Regions from separate parts of the Homo sapiens genome. Here all the other regions are linked to region 1. A link is a contact called in ENCODE Hi-C or POLR2A ChIA-PET data. All regions are on one chromosome and are shown on one strand. Each heading gives the region's core, a stretch centred on a gene start or an enhancer-like site at or near the end of the contact. The rest is flanking DNA. Distances are from core to core; before and after follow the strand shown.

Region 1 (3,483 bases), core at 629-3,128:
TTAATCAGCTGTTGCAGGCAGTGTCTTAAGGAGACTGGTAGGAGGAGGCATGGAAACCAAAAGGCCGTGTGTTTAGAAGCCTAATTGTCACATCAAGCATCATTGTCCCCATGCAACAACCACCACCTTATACATCACTTCCTGTTTTAAGCAGCTCTAAAACATAGACTGAAGATTTATTTTTAATATGTTGACTTTATTTCTGAGCAAAGCATCGGTCATGTGTGTATTTTTTCATAGTCCCACCTTGGAGCATTTATGTAGACATTGTAAATAAATTTTGTGCAAAAAGGACTGGAAAAATGAACTGTATTATTGCAATTTTTTTTTGTAAAAGTAGCAGTTTGGTATGAGTTGGCATGCATACAAGATTTACTAAGTGGGATAAGCTAATTATACTTTTTGTTGTGGATAAACAAATGCTTGTTGATAGCCTTTTTCTATCAAGAAACCAAGGAGCTAATTATTAATAACAATCATTGCACACTGAGTCTTAGCGTTTCTGATGGAAACAGTTTGGATTGTATAATAACGCCAAGCCCAGTTGTAGTCGTTTGAGTGCAGTAATGAAATCTGAATCTAAAATAAAAACAAGATTATTTTTGTCATGCTGACTCCACTGCTTGAAAAATTTGTTTACTGCCCCCCAGATTTTTAAAGATTAATACAGTAAATATAAAAATTAATTTTGGCTCCCTAAGCCATATATGTATTTGACAATTTTAACCGCAAAGTAAGTTGTTTAATAATAACCACTGATTTCTTTAAGCTGACTTAATGAACTCCTAATATCAGCAAATTTGAGGCCTAAAGGCACTAAACTAACTCTAGACTCAGAATTACATCCAACAGAATTACTCATCTAATATCAGTGAAATTATTCTTGCACATAAAGGCAAACCTAAGTACAAAGTTAAGTCTTTTACTAAAGGATGTTACCTAGGATGAGCAGTATATGTTTATTAGGAAATTAACTACATGAATTGAAGAGACCAGACTTCAAAATCTAATTTTTATAAATATGCTCTATGTTCTCATTGGATAAAACTGGTTATTAACCAATTTTCCAGAACAGCTGTACAAGATTTCTGCATGGCAGCCGGCTAAATGGTAGAAAATAATATGTTTAAGCTGGAATAGCTTATAATTTTATTTAAATAAAATTGCTGCTATAAAAAGTGCTTCCCAAAGCTAAGGAAAATATACAAATATTTTAATTAAGGCAAATTCGTTTTAAAAAATAAGCCTTTCAGTAGTGATTGCTTTGTAAACAAAGGATGGGTCGGAGGAGAGAGAGCCTTAAACTCAAGTCTGACATTCAGGCCCAAGTCACCCTATAAACCGGCCCTTAGCAATTCTATTTTCTATTCGAAAAGAGAAACCAGCTGTGGGTTGGCTTTACTAGGTGATGTGTGATTGACTGACTCACCTGCTGGAGTAGCAATGCATTCTCACCTTTTGCTGATGGGGCCTTGTTTCTAAACACGTGGATGCGCAGAGAGCAAGGCTCAGCCTACTGCAGCCATCTCTGGCAGCGCTTCTACCCCTCCCCAGCCCATAGATGGGATTGTTTAAATCTCCCTTGTTGACCTAGTGGCAATTCTTCCTCTACCTAAATAGTCGATGTGAGTGAAATCATTCTCTTTTGATAGGTGGTTGCTAGCAGTTAACAACCATTTATTTACTTTAACAATTAATAATAAACTTTATAAACTGTCTATTTGCTCCTCCTCTCCAGTACATGCCCGGGTGAGTTGGTTATTTTCAGCCTTTATTCCTGAGGAGGCTCAGGATGGGTGGGGGAGGGAAAGAAAGGGGAGGAGGTGTGGTGGGGAGAGGGAGAGAGGCGAGAGGGAGAGACAGAGAGAAAGAGAGAGGCGCTAGGGGAGGGAGGTTTACAAGTGAAGAGTAGTTAGGGAATATGGTGACTCTGAAGAATCGAGATCAGCAGTGTCCAGGAATTAGAAAAAATAAACTGCTATTTCCGTGAGTTCCCCCTCTGTGAGCCATTTAGGTGAGAGCCTCGCTCTTCGCAGTTCCTTTCTTCCCCTGCCTCGATGCCCTCCCCTCTTAATGCTATTTTAGCTTTTCCTCTTGTAAATTTCAGAGCCAGCTCGAAGGTTATTGAGGACACTTATCCGAAAGAGGCAAATAATAGAGGTGCTGAGAGTGTTTTTGATGTTTCCTAAAAGGCAAAAACAAAACGCCCTCCTCTAAACAAGGGCACAAAATTGTACCTGGTTTTTATTTTTATTTGGTGGTGGGGGGGTGGGGGGGTGGGGGGGGGGTGGAAAGGGGGCTGGCTCTGGCTGAATGAGACTACTTTTTAATATGATTTAAATTTTTTTTTCAAAAAATTAAAAATATTTTACCCTATCATATTTAATCAGCTGTAATTATAACACATTCAAAATGAATAATATGCCTTGACAGTATTTTTATTGTTATTGTTCATTGCATGATGTTCGACTGCTTTAGAAGCACAGGAAAGAGAAGTAAACGCGCTACAAATGGGGAATTACCCTCGTTTAGCATTAAAATTCATTTAGATAAAATTGCCACAAACATTTAAATGGGAAGATTAGTTCCCCCTCACGCCTTATTGCACTCGCTCAATGGTTCCGTTAAGAACATTTTACACGTTGGAAATTCCGTCTTCTCAGACGGCTTGCTGTTTCCTAGTTACCCACATTCAAAGCAAAGGCAGCAGCAAAGGCAGCCGCAGCAGCAGCAGCAGGGAAAAAAAAAAAGTTTTGGCAACTGGTCTGCAATTCATCCGCTGCTCGCCCCAGTCTCCCCTCCGCCCGCTGCAGTCTGCCCCCACCCCTTCCCCTTCCCCACCCCTACCTCTTTCCCCTCATTATGTAATTCGCAGAGTCCAGTCCTCGAGGAAACACGTTGCCTAGTTGTGTAGTATTTATATACAATGTTAAAATACAAAGAAAGACCCTAAAGTCAGTCGAGTCGGTTCCTCTCTGGGTCTCCCTCTCCCTCTCCTGTTCTAAAATGAAGATTTAGCTTGAATGTGCTGAGTTTCTCACATCCCGTACCCTGAGGCCACAAGGCACGTTTTTTGGCTTTCATTTCTGCCAGGACTTTTCCAGGAAATTCACCACTGCTTTTCGCTTGTATTAGAAACGTGTGAAAGAATTCGTCTGAAAAGTCCATGCACCGTCTAGCTTTTCTCTCCCCCCTTTTTTTCTTCTCCTTCTCCTCCTCCTCCTTCTCTCTCTCTGTCTCTCTCTCTCTCTCCGCCCCCCACTCTCGCACTCCCCCATCCTCCTCTCTCCCCCTCCCTTCGCAGAGCCACAGGAAAAGAGGAAAGTCGGCTTCGACTGCCATCTTTTGGGGATTTCGAAAAACGACTCGGTAGGAAACGGAGGGAGGCGGAGGCGCGGGAGTGGGGGAAACCCCCTTATTATCCAGTGTCGGAACTGGCTCCCTTAATCTGATGCTTAAATATTTGATGTGGAAAAATTACCC
Region 2 (3,696 bases), core at 1,025-3,524, 580 kb before region 1:
AATACTAGGCATCATAAATATTTTAGAGATGATTTAAAGTATATGGAAGGATGTGCATAGGTTATATGCAAATTCTATATAATTTTATATCGGGCACTTGAGCACCCATGGATTTTGGTATCCAAGAGGGTCCTGGGACCAATCCCCTAGGGATTCTGAGGGATGACTATTTCAGAGAGAAAACTACATGATTGTACTTTTAAAACAAAAATTCTTTAACATGAAAAATATGTGGAGGTATCAATTACTAATATTTAGAGTTTTAAAGGCAATGGGAGCAATCTATGAAGAAATGTGTTGTGACTAGGTAAATTCAGTATCAGTTTTTACTATCTGCACTTATGTTTCTTAACTTACTGTGTCTCTGGAATTAACCTTCGTTGTTGAAATCCTTCTCAAACTTTCAGGTCAAGCTCAAAGTGTCCCTCCCCCATGTAGCATTCCTGGAAGCTCCTTAACTACATAGCAGATACAAATATAACAAACCTGACAGTAAAGTACAGAGAAGAATCTTCTTGCCTTTATGTTTTCTCTTCTAGTTCATTATTCATGTGTTTTTCCTTCTTGGGGGTTGAAAGCTCTTTGAGGTCAAGAACTGTCCTTGATTTTTTGTTTAGCATAAAAATGCTTATTGAGCACCTACTATGTGCTAGTCATCATTCTAAGAGTCCTGGAGTATAATAGTGAACACGACAGGATAGAATTGACTTGGTTTTTGTAGCTCCATATTGCCTAGCAGAGTATATATTGTATGCCAAGCATCAATAAATATTTATTAAATTATATTTTGTCTCACCTTCAGAGGCTTCAGGAATTAAGAAGCAACCCTAGTTTGGTTCTGGTATGGTAAAATTAAAAAGCCCTCAAAAGGATTTAGACTGTTTTATCAGAATGTATCACTACCACCCTTGTATCCCTCTTTCTACAAGCTAGTGATAAAGTTTCTGTCCTTGAACAAATTTTAATCAGGCTCCTCTGAATCTTTTTTCCAATGGATCTTCACTTTTAGGCTTCTGTATTCATCCCTGTATTGTCCAATTTTAGCAAGAATCCTATTAAGTTTAGCCAGAATACCCCATCCTGGATTTCTGACCCCCTCCGTATCTGACCAGGTTCCTCACCCTCCACCGCCTCCCAGGTGATGTCTGGTCACCCTGCCTGCCTTCAGCAAGAGTCCTGTTAGGTTTGTTTAGCCAGAGTCCCCCGTCCCTTCATGTTTGCTCTTAGGAATTTTCCATCCATATCCCCCTGCCTCCCCCAACCCACTCCTTGGCTACAAATTCCCACTTTTCTTTGTTGTGTTGAGAATTGAGCCTAGTTCCGTACTGAGGTCCCTTTTCACTCATTGCAATAATTTTTCTGAATAAAATCTCATTTTAGCGCTTTAACTCCTTCTAGTTCTGTTTTTCCTTTGATGGTATTAGAAGGTATTTAGGGCCTGCTAAGCATGCTGGGTGCTTCCTTCTGTTCCTACCCATCCTATCCCAGGGTGTCCAGCTCATTGCTACCCCTTGCTCTTGCCCTTGGTCAGGTCAGAAAACCCCATCAAACATGGAGCAAAACCAAGTAACATCTTTTTTTCACACCCTGTGATCTCAAGTTTCTACTAATTTATTGCAACTAAGCTAGGAGATACGAACTTCTCCCTTTTACGCTGTTCATTTTTGTTCCTTATTTCTGTTTTTTTTTTTAAAAAAGATGGTTGTCATATCAGTTTGTTTTTCTTTACTGTCCTAAGGTTTTTGCATTTCACCCCTTGCCATAGATTTTAGTATAAAAAAGTCTGACTCTTTTCTTTTTAAAACAATTTTTATATTTTTATGCACATATCTATGAGGTACATGAGATTGACTTTTTTTCTTTGCAAACTTTCTGAAATGTTTCTGATTGTAATGTAATAGACAAGTAATTAAATATGGATTTAAAGAGTGATTTTCTTTTGTCTCATTTCATCATCAGGGGAAGAAAACAGTCATGGCCATCAGTCTGTGGGGCCCTGTGGTGTTAATATAAGGTTTTGACTAGAAACTTTTTATCCTCCATTCTCAAACCATTTTATCAGTCCTTGGAATTTTCTCTAATTTTACCAAGGGTTCCCAGGGGAATCCCCACCAGGTTTTAATGGCTTGGAGACAGACAGGATAATGCTACACTACTCCGTTTCCTAATATCCTCCTCACATGTTCACTCTTTGCATAGCCTCTGGGTCCAGGTAAAGTGCTGGCTCGGTGGCTGGTTTGAAACACGAGCCTCCCACACATCTGCTGAGGACACTGACTATGGCAGGGAAAGTGACTCTCCAAGTTTTATTTGGGTCGTAAAAATTCATGCTGCGCACCGCCTCTTTAGGAATCTGTGCCATTAAATGTGGCTAGGTCTAGAGTACATACACTCTGGAGGAAGCCAGAAAGGACATTAAAATGCTTAGTCTATGACACACTTCCTTATTTTTGTCATTTTGACATTTATGTGTTGTTTCATTAGGGATTTTTAAGAGAAGACCCTTTTTCAGCAAGAAGTTTTCCCCAGATCACCATTAAGAATCAACAGTTTATAATCAAACAGCTGTCTGGTTTGCATTTCAACTGAGCTGGACCACCTGCCGGCTGTTAACCTCTGGAAGGTTATTATGATACAATTGTTGTTGTTGTTTGTTTAAAAAGTTTCAGAGCTCAAGGAAAATATTAGTAATAAGTTACTTAACCTGCAGTGTTTACTGTTCCCACTCAACTTGCAGATGGTGTTCCAGTGGCCAGTGAGAGGGAGGACTCATCTGAGACCCACACTATTTTGTACTTGTTTTGGAGATGAACCGTAAAAATAGGCTTGGCAATGAGGAGCTCTGCCCACGTGGGAGGAGAGGTAGACAGCATTCAAAGGAAACACAACCATTTCTGAGGGCTGAGGTTGCAAGACAATATCTCAACATAACCCTTAGATTCAGCTTGGTAGCTTTCAGCTGAGGTCTGGTAGAGCAGCTCATTTTTTGAGCACGTGTGATTCAGCCATGGTATTTTGCAGCTTGCCTGCCATCTGCTTTCTTCCCTTATCTCTACATCCCCCTGACTAAGGGAAATGATGGCTGCAGGTTCTCTCAAATAGCCATAGGGGTACAATTTTCTAGGCCCTATAAAAATCCAGTCCCTGGACATCATTTGCGGATGCTGTGTTTACAGGGCAGCCTGTCTCTCTTCAGAACCTGGGGGCCAGAGAACACGATTGCCATTTGCAGAGGTGGGAAAGGCTCTATGAGTGTGTGTGTGTGTGTGTGTGTGTGTGTCGAGGATGGGGGGTGGTGGGGGAGGGTACCTGTAACAAGAGTAAGGACCACTGAGGACAGTGACTGGCTGGAATCGGTGTTCCATGAGGAATGAGATTTTTTTCTGTTTTATTTCATTCTTCATCCTCAATGCCCAGAACAGTGACCAGCATATGATGAGCACTCAATAAATATTTGATGAATGAAAGAAAGAAAGAATTAATGATCTTTTCTTTTTTCTATTCACCTCTTTGTTTATCCCCCCAAGTAATAATGAATAGTAGTCAGTTAAGTGTGGCTGGTTGACTGTCAGCACTGGTGTAAAACAAAAACAAAAAAACAAAAACAAAACTGCTAAAATTCTTTCTGGCTATACATTTTAGTATACTTAGGGTTGAAGATTTAGGCAAGAGAACATTCAGGGACTGATTTGGGAT
Region 3 (3,171 bases), core at 373-2,872, 750 kb after region 1:
TCTATTGGCAGCCTAGTTTATCAAAAAAAGTTAGCTGCTTTATTTAACTTAGTCTATGATTTTATGAAATGCCATCAAATTCAAGTCAAGGGTATATTAGGGATCAAATAATTTTGGAAGCCAAAAGTGCATTTCCCTAGATGGTTTCTTCCAGCCGATGTTATTATTAGTCTGAGATCATGTAACAGCTTTTGTTTTCCAAATCTGTTCCTTTCAGTGAAGTCTATTTCTTTGCATAGTTTAAAAACAAAGGATAAACATTCCTTATGGGGCACTGGAAGGAGAAGCAATTCATGTGAATTTGATAAAACATAATGTACTGGACTGACAGTAAAAAGGCTTTGCTTGTTTGATTGTTGACTGGTTTTGTCTTTAAATAATGGTCTTCTTTTGGCATTTAATGTATATTTGGTCACAATAAACATAATTTATGAATATTTTAACACATGCATACTCAGTGGGGTGGATTATCATACTGATATAAATAGAATTAATGAGCAGTCAACCCGCCACATGCCACGACATATGACGGGGCAGCCAGTGCACAGAAATAATCCTCATAGTTTCATAATAAAGCTTTTCTCTTAGTTCAACTTTTTAAAACTACTTACAGTCTTATGTCCCCTTTCTGTTGGAGTATGGTTCACCAACCTGTGAAACAAGATTAAGATTTTACTACAAGAATCTATTTCTTTGGCATTCAAAAAAACAATTTTCTTGCTTTCTCTAAAACAAAATAAATATATTTGAACAAACTAACTCTACTAGGCCAAATTTCAGGGAATAGGTTATAGACAGACAAGACATATGTCTACTAGAAAAAAATTGTTATATTCTTTTCTTTTCTTTTTATGACAATAACATGATTATGCTCAATTGCTGCTACCAGATCTTTACAAGAACAAAAACTTTCTAAATAGTTCTACATTCTAAAACAGATCCGATGGGCATATCGCCTGGATAAAATTATTCTGGAAAAAAAAATCTTCTTAGCCAGTTATCTGCTCTCCTTGAACACAAAGCAACAATCTGTTAAGCGTGCCTAATAAGATTTTTTTTAAAGGAAAGAACTCAGTAGTATAAAGCCACCTCTTCAAATGGTAGGTATTGGGGGGGAGACATGGGCATGCAAAATCTTCAATTTAGCCATGCTTTATTCAACAAATAATTATTTTTGTGAAGAGACAAATTGAAATTTAAGATTAACCTTCATTTGCCTTATTTCCACAGTTTGATTACAGGCAAAAGTGGGAAAAAATAAAATTAGCATGTGCACTGCATTGTCCAGATGATCTGGCAGGAGGAGAGCCTTGGCAGAGATATACTATGACTTTTTACAAATGCAGATGGCAGTGTTGCAGCCTTTATTCCTCTTATCTTTCATTTTCAAAGGGAACACTCGAAGCTTTTTGCCACCACCCTCCTCTACTCCTATCCTCACATGTAAAAACACTGTATCCCCAAATCAAAGCTCTTTCCTAAAACAGGCAAGCCCCAGGATGCATCAGGGAAGGGACAGACTGTGACACCATGCTCCTGGTCATCTGTGAGAGAAGTGCACTGTGCTATGTGGGCCAGGGCCTGGTGAACTTGCCCAGAGTGACTCCCTTGGGGAATCCAGCCCTTTCACCAGCAAAGAAAATGGGCACCACCTAGTGCTTTTTCAACGCAAAGGCTGTTTGTGCTCATGTGGACAAGAGTGGGCATGCGTTGGCTGACCTTTACAAAGGAAAAAAAAAAAAGGAGTCAGGTGGCTTTAACCCCTATGCCAACTGAAAGAAGAAGCAAGTGACAATCTTAAGACAAAGGAATTCAGTGCTTCCAAATTATAGATTTCTTTGGTTTTTTTTTTTTTATAATTATTGGTCTGTTCATGAGAAATAACATCTTTACTTACCAAGACACTAATTTCCTCTGTATCACCTTTTTGCCTCCTCATGTCCTCTGAGGTTAATTTGTAAGAATTTCTAAGAATTTTCATTTGGTCCAAAGTGACATAGCAGAACCAGCGCTGGCCCACCCCCACCCCCAAAATCTATTCTAACAAGCAGTCTCTCTGGAGTTCTCCTAACACAACAAATAGCTTTTATGAAAAATGATGTGTAGCACAAAATCTTTTGCAGTGCAATAAGATCAAGTTAACCACTCATGCCTCTAGGAAAAAGCCTAGGAAGTTTTATCTGATTGGCAAAATGGACCCAGATATGAGTTCAAGGATTGAGTACAGTTTGATGAAATTTCATAGCAATGAAGTCTGATTATCTGAATGATTGCTTAAGCCTTTTAAAACATAACTCGAGGAAGCACTAGATTTTTCATTGGGAAAACAGATGGTCTTGTAGGGAATCGTAGAACCACCATCTCATGCTGTTTACTTTTTCTGTAATACTTTGCCTAGAATTACTCTCACCACTATTGCTTTTTAAAAATAATAATGATTTCTTCATTGCTAAAAGGTAGATCTTTCTGCAATAAAATTAGAAATCTTAGTGGAGGGCAAGGTGAAGGGCAGAAATGGGAAAAATGAGTAACCTGCTATACCTAACTGGATTAACAAGGACCTGTAACATATCCAGGAACTAACTGGCTGGCTCTGAACTCATTAGGGATCTGCTTATCTGTTATGCTGTACAACAGAATCCAGACAAAAAACAGACTGTGAAGAAACGGATTAAAAATGATTGTAACTTCTCTAAGAGTTCAGTATCTGTGCTAAGCAACTTTGTAGAAGGACTGAAGAAAACAAAGCCCAAGATTCTGAACTTCACTCCACTGCCTATCCCCAAGTTCTGCCGTTATAAGATCGCAATAACGCTACTTAGATATAGAACTTTGCAACTGTTTTATGAACTAACCTAAAAAGTCAAACGCACTCTCATCTCTTGGTCATTTTATTGCTGTAATTTATGATATTAAATAAGTGATTTGTTTAAAATAAATTTTAAAATTTATACCAAGGAGGAAAAATAATCTTAAAATGGGTTTGTTCTATGAGGAGCAAGAAAAAAAAAATGTGTAGTGAACTGATCTCTTTGAGATTTCACTGGCACAAAATATATCCCTTTAAGCTTAACACTAAATAGGTGATCTTGTCTTGACAGATTTAAGATGAACATGAATTGATTAGCTGAAGCCATCAGGTGTGGCTGAGCCTGTCTTTTTCCAAATATG
Region 4 (3,536 bases), core at 220-2,719, 510 kb after region 1:
TAAATGGATGTGGCCTGCCTCCTTGAGATTCGTGCACTAGAACTAGCACCAACATTGCAGTCAGACCTTCTAAAAATCTACAAGCAACTGCACACCTTAGAACCCTGCCCTTACCACTCTAAGGAAGAAGCTTGAACACACTGTGCCGTAACTGTAGCACTCTCAGGCATATAGCCCACTGGGGGAAATGTTGATGACTCCGATCATTTCAGTTCTTCTCCAAGGGTTCCTGGGATCTCTCCCAAGCACTCTCAAAGACCTCTTCAGAATTCCCTTAGCTGCTTCCTGGGGCTTTCCTCTCCTCTCTTCTCATTACTCCTGACCTCCGCCACTGCCTGATGCTAGTGGCTGCAGCTACATTCCCATTTTTCTCTCATGACCTCAGCCATGCTGGTATAATCTCACCGGGTCTGCTCCCACAGCTGCTGCGTGAAGGTGAGGAGAGAATTCTCTTCCCACTGGCTTTATTCTTTATTGTTAAAGCACAAATGAGAGAGCCATGTGCTTTCAGACTCTTCCAGCACTCCTTTAATTGTTTCTATCTTTCAGCTTTTTGTGCTTTCCTCCTCTTCTTGGGGTTAATCACAAATGCTGAAGAGGTGCATTGGGACAGAATTCAAGGGTCAAGGCCAGGGTTACAGCTGTGGCCATTATCAGCCCTCTTATTTGAGCCTCCCACTAGGGTCCAATGGCCTCCACCTTCCCACCAGACAGGGTGTCCAGGGAGTGCTTATACGGTTTGCAGGACTCTTCCCTGGGAGTAGCCATAAGCTCAAAGAGCCTTTTCAAAAAGTTCTTTGTCCTCTGACATGCTCAGTTTTCAATGATCTTATAGTTTAAGCTGATGTTCTTGCATTCTTTCAATGTAAATACTCCTTACAGATGTTCCATGTTATTGTTGAGGGTTCACTGTGATTAAGAGACAGTCAGCCCTGCATAAAGTTACAGTACAAATTAATTATTTATGTTGGTAAATAATAAATGTTTATTCACATTAACTTTAAAAAATGGGGTATTGTCGTAACTTTAAAGTGTTTACAAAGACCAACTGTCTAAAATATCAAAAAAAAAAGAATAAAGTCAACGAGCAGCCTTTTAAGTTCTTAGGAGACTCTCCATAATCCTCTTAAAAACTTAAACAGGTACTCAAGACCCACAGCCATTTGGTGCTGGGTTCTTCTGCCTCTTGAATTATCTCAGCAAGATGAGCTCTTGCTCACCTTGGCTGAACTGTGTTCACCCAAAATTAATATGTTGAAGCTTTAACCCTTAATGTAACTGTATTTGGAGGTAGGACCTTTAAGAGGTAGTTAAGGTTAAATGCAGCCATGAGGGTGGGATCCCGAGCCAATAGAATTAGTCTCTTATAAGAAACACCAGAGGAGACTTCCTCTCCCCCCCCCTCCCCTCCCCTCCCCTCTTCCCATCTCCCTCTCCTTCTCTCTCTGCTCTGAGAGCCACAGAGGAAAGGCCATGTGAGGTCTCAGCAAGAAGGCCATAGTCTACAAACCAGAAAGGCAGCCCTTACCAGAGACCAACCCTGCCAGACCTTGATCATGGACTCCTAGCCTCCAGAACTGTGAGAAAATTAATTTCTGTTGTTTAAGTCTATGGTATTTCATTTTGGTAGCTCGAGGAGATGAATACAAGCCCATCAGTATGTATCTAGTGTCTGCTTCAAACAGGCTAAACAAATCTACATTTCTTCCTTTGAAGGAAGAGAAGCACAAAATCACATTCCAAGCTATCTTCATAAAAAGCAGCTGAAGAAAGGTAGCATGGGTGAGGTGGGGTATAAAAGACATTTAATGGGCCGGGTGCGGTGGTTCATGCCTGTAATTGCAGCACTTTGGGAGGCCGAGGCGGGTGGATCACGAGGTCAGGAGATTGAGACCTTCCTGGCTAACACGGTGAAATCCCGTCTGTACTGAAAATACAAAAGATTAGCTGGGCCCGGTGGCAGGCGCCTGTAGTCCCAGCTACTCGGGAGGCTGAGGCAGGAGAATGGCATGAACCCTGGAGGCGGAGCTTGCCGTGAGCCGAGATGGCGCCACTGCACTCCAGCCTGGGGACAGAGCGAGACTCCGTCTCAAAAAAAAAAAAAAAAAAAATACATTTAATGTAAAGCCCTAATCAGAGGCAACGTGTAAAAGCAGAGAAAGCCAGATATCTTGGAGTAGGGAGAAAAAAAGGTAATTTATCAAGCCCCATAAATGTTCATTTTAGAGCCAAATGCAAGTCTTTTTTGTCTGAGAACTATTTCTTGTTTACAGAATGAAGTCTGCCCTATCTTGCAGTTCATTTATAGCTACAGATTTGGGAACTGTAGGAGAATTTTCAAGGCAGGCTTTTTCTACTTTTCTTGCAAGTCTTTCCACCCTAGTTTAAAAGAACACAGAAGTCTTTCAGGCCTTTACCCATGTAAGAACAGAAGAATCTCTTTGGTAAAGAATTGGGTAATTGTCTCTGTTATATCTCCGGTGTTTCTTATAAGAGACTAATTCTATTGGCTCAGGATCCCACCCTCATGGCTGCATTTAACCTTAATTACCCCTTAAAGGTCCTCCCTCCAAATACAGTTACATTAAGGTCCTTTGCCATCATGTTTCATGCCTGGATTCTTCAGTCTTTGTAGGACAGTCCCTTCCCTGTGTGGAAAGCCATATATACTATTTTATTTGTGTAACTTTATCTTTCCATATGTAGATAAATTACAAATCTGTGTTTTCATCTCCATTCTTCTAAGTTTAAGCTTCATAAGTCCAAGAGTTTCCTAGATATTTCTAATAGACTATCACATGTTAGCCATCTCACACATCCCATGTCCAAAATGGAAATCATATGTTTTCCCCCGAATTGTTCCATCTCATGTATTCTAAGACTATTTGATGACTCATCTGTCCCTCAGTCTCGCAGGCTAGATAGAATTCTCCAGGACACCTTCAACACGTCTCACTTCTTGGCTGTGTTCAGCCCTATGCCCTACAGTCTACTCAGTCACCAAATACTTCACATATGTACCTCAAAACTTTGCTATCCATGCTCTCTCACCATCACTGCCGCTGCCTTAGCCCAAGTTTTCTTAATTTATTGCCTGGATTCCCCACAACCTTCTAGTTTATCTCCCAGCCTCAATGCAACTGTGACTAGTGCTTCCCTACTTAGACTTATATTTCACTTGAGTTCCCATTGGCTTTTATCACAAGCTTTCTCCTGAAATTATTGTTATCACAGTCACCTGTTATCTTTAAATATGAAATCTAATTAATTCTTCTCAGACCTCATTATCATGGTTCCCTTTAGCATTTGATGTTGTTGTCTGTTCTTTTCATCAAAGCGACTGCACCCAGATCTTGGACCTATTTTCCCCGGTTATTTTTCTACCTTATTATTTTTTCCCATCTCCTCTGTCGGTTCTTCTTCCTCTGCTCACCCTTTAAACTCTGGAGCTCTGGAGAGCTCTGTGGTCTTCTCTTTCTGTTTCACATGCTTCCCCAGGTGATCTTTTCTTCCACAGTTTCTGCTGCCCCTGGTAG

What was found. Hi-C counts contacts between places; a loop is a spot of excess contacts on that map. ChIA-PET counts read pairs that join two places held with the same protein, here RNA polymerase II (POLR2A). Pooled maps may share reads with other maps.
Region 2: a map of A673 shows a loop between it and region 1 (3-fold over the local background). The contact joins the enhancer-like site here to the promoter of LINC01798 in region 1. A Hi-C loop is called at or near these places in 1 of 168 maps with a recorded cell type or tissue (A673). POLR2A ChIA-PET finds 5 or more read pairs at or near these places in 1 of 52 experiments (A673).
Region 3: a loop to region 1 is called in a map of PC-3, with 7 times the contacts of the local background. The contact joins the enhancer-like site here to the promoter of LINC01798 in region 1. A Hi-C loop is called at or near these places in 15 of 168 maps with a recorded cell type or tissue (A673, Caco-2, Calu3 and 12 more) and 18 of 50 pooled maps. POLR2A ChIA-PET finds 5 or more read pairs at or near these places in 2 of 52 experiments (H1 and WTC11).
Region 4: a pooled map shows a loop between it and region 1 (2.5-fold over the local background). The contact joins the promoter of LINC01828 here to the promoter of LINC01798 in region 1. A Hi-C loop is called at or near these places in 1 of 168 maps with a recorded cell type or tissue (sigmoid colon) and 2 of 50 pooled maps. POLR2A ChIA-PET finds 5 or more read pairs at or near these places in 1 of 52 experiments (PC-9).

Annotation. Positions count from the first base shown.
Region 1 is chr2:66,572,152-66,575,634 of GRCh38, forward strand. LINC01798 (long intergenic non-protein coding RNA 1798) reads left to right here and starts at 1,879. Exons shown (of 6, transcript NR_110156.1): 1 at 1,879-2,014. It overlaps MEIS1 (Meis homeobox 1), which reads left to right. Exons shown (of 13, transcript NM_002398.3): 13 at 1-1,718. RefSeq lists enhancers at 1-718, 3,113-3,483.
Region 2 is chr2:65,989,262-65,992,957 of GRCh38, forward strand. All of the region lies in intron 2 of LINC02934 (long intergenic non-protein coding RNA 2934), which reads left to right. Among named protein-coding and RNA genes, the nearest start is that of LINC02934, 200 kb to the left of the region's middle. Within about 2 kb of position 2,275, at least 2 of the 41 ENCODE cell types and tissues checked have a DNase peak (open chromatin) inside an H3K27ac peak, as active enhancers do; they include A673, where a contact is called at or near this core.
Region 3 is chr2:67,321,194-67,324,364 of GRCh38, forward strand. No RefSeq gene overlaps it. Among named protein-coding and RNA genes, the nearest start is that of ETAA1, 75 kb to the right of the region's middle. Within about 2 kb of position 1,623, at least 8 of the 41 ENCODE cell types and tissues checked have a DNase peak (open chromatin) inside an H3K27ac peak, as active enhancers do; they include PC-3 and ascending aorta, where a contact is called at or near this core.
Region 4 is chr2:67,084,977-67,088,512 of GRCh38, forward strand. LINC01828 (long intergenic non-protein coding RNA 1828) reads left to right here and starts at 1,470. Exons shown (of 5, transcript NR_110564.1): 1 at 1,470-1,579.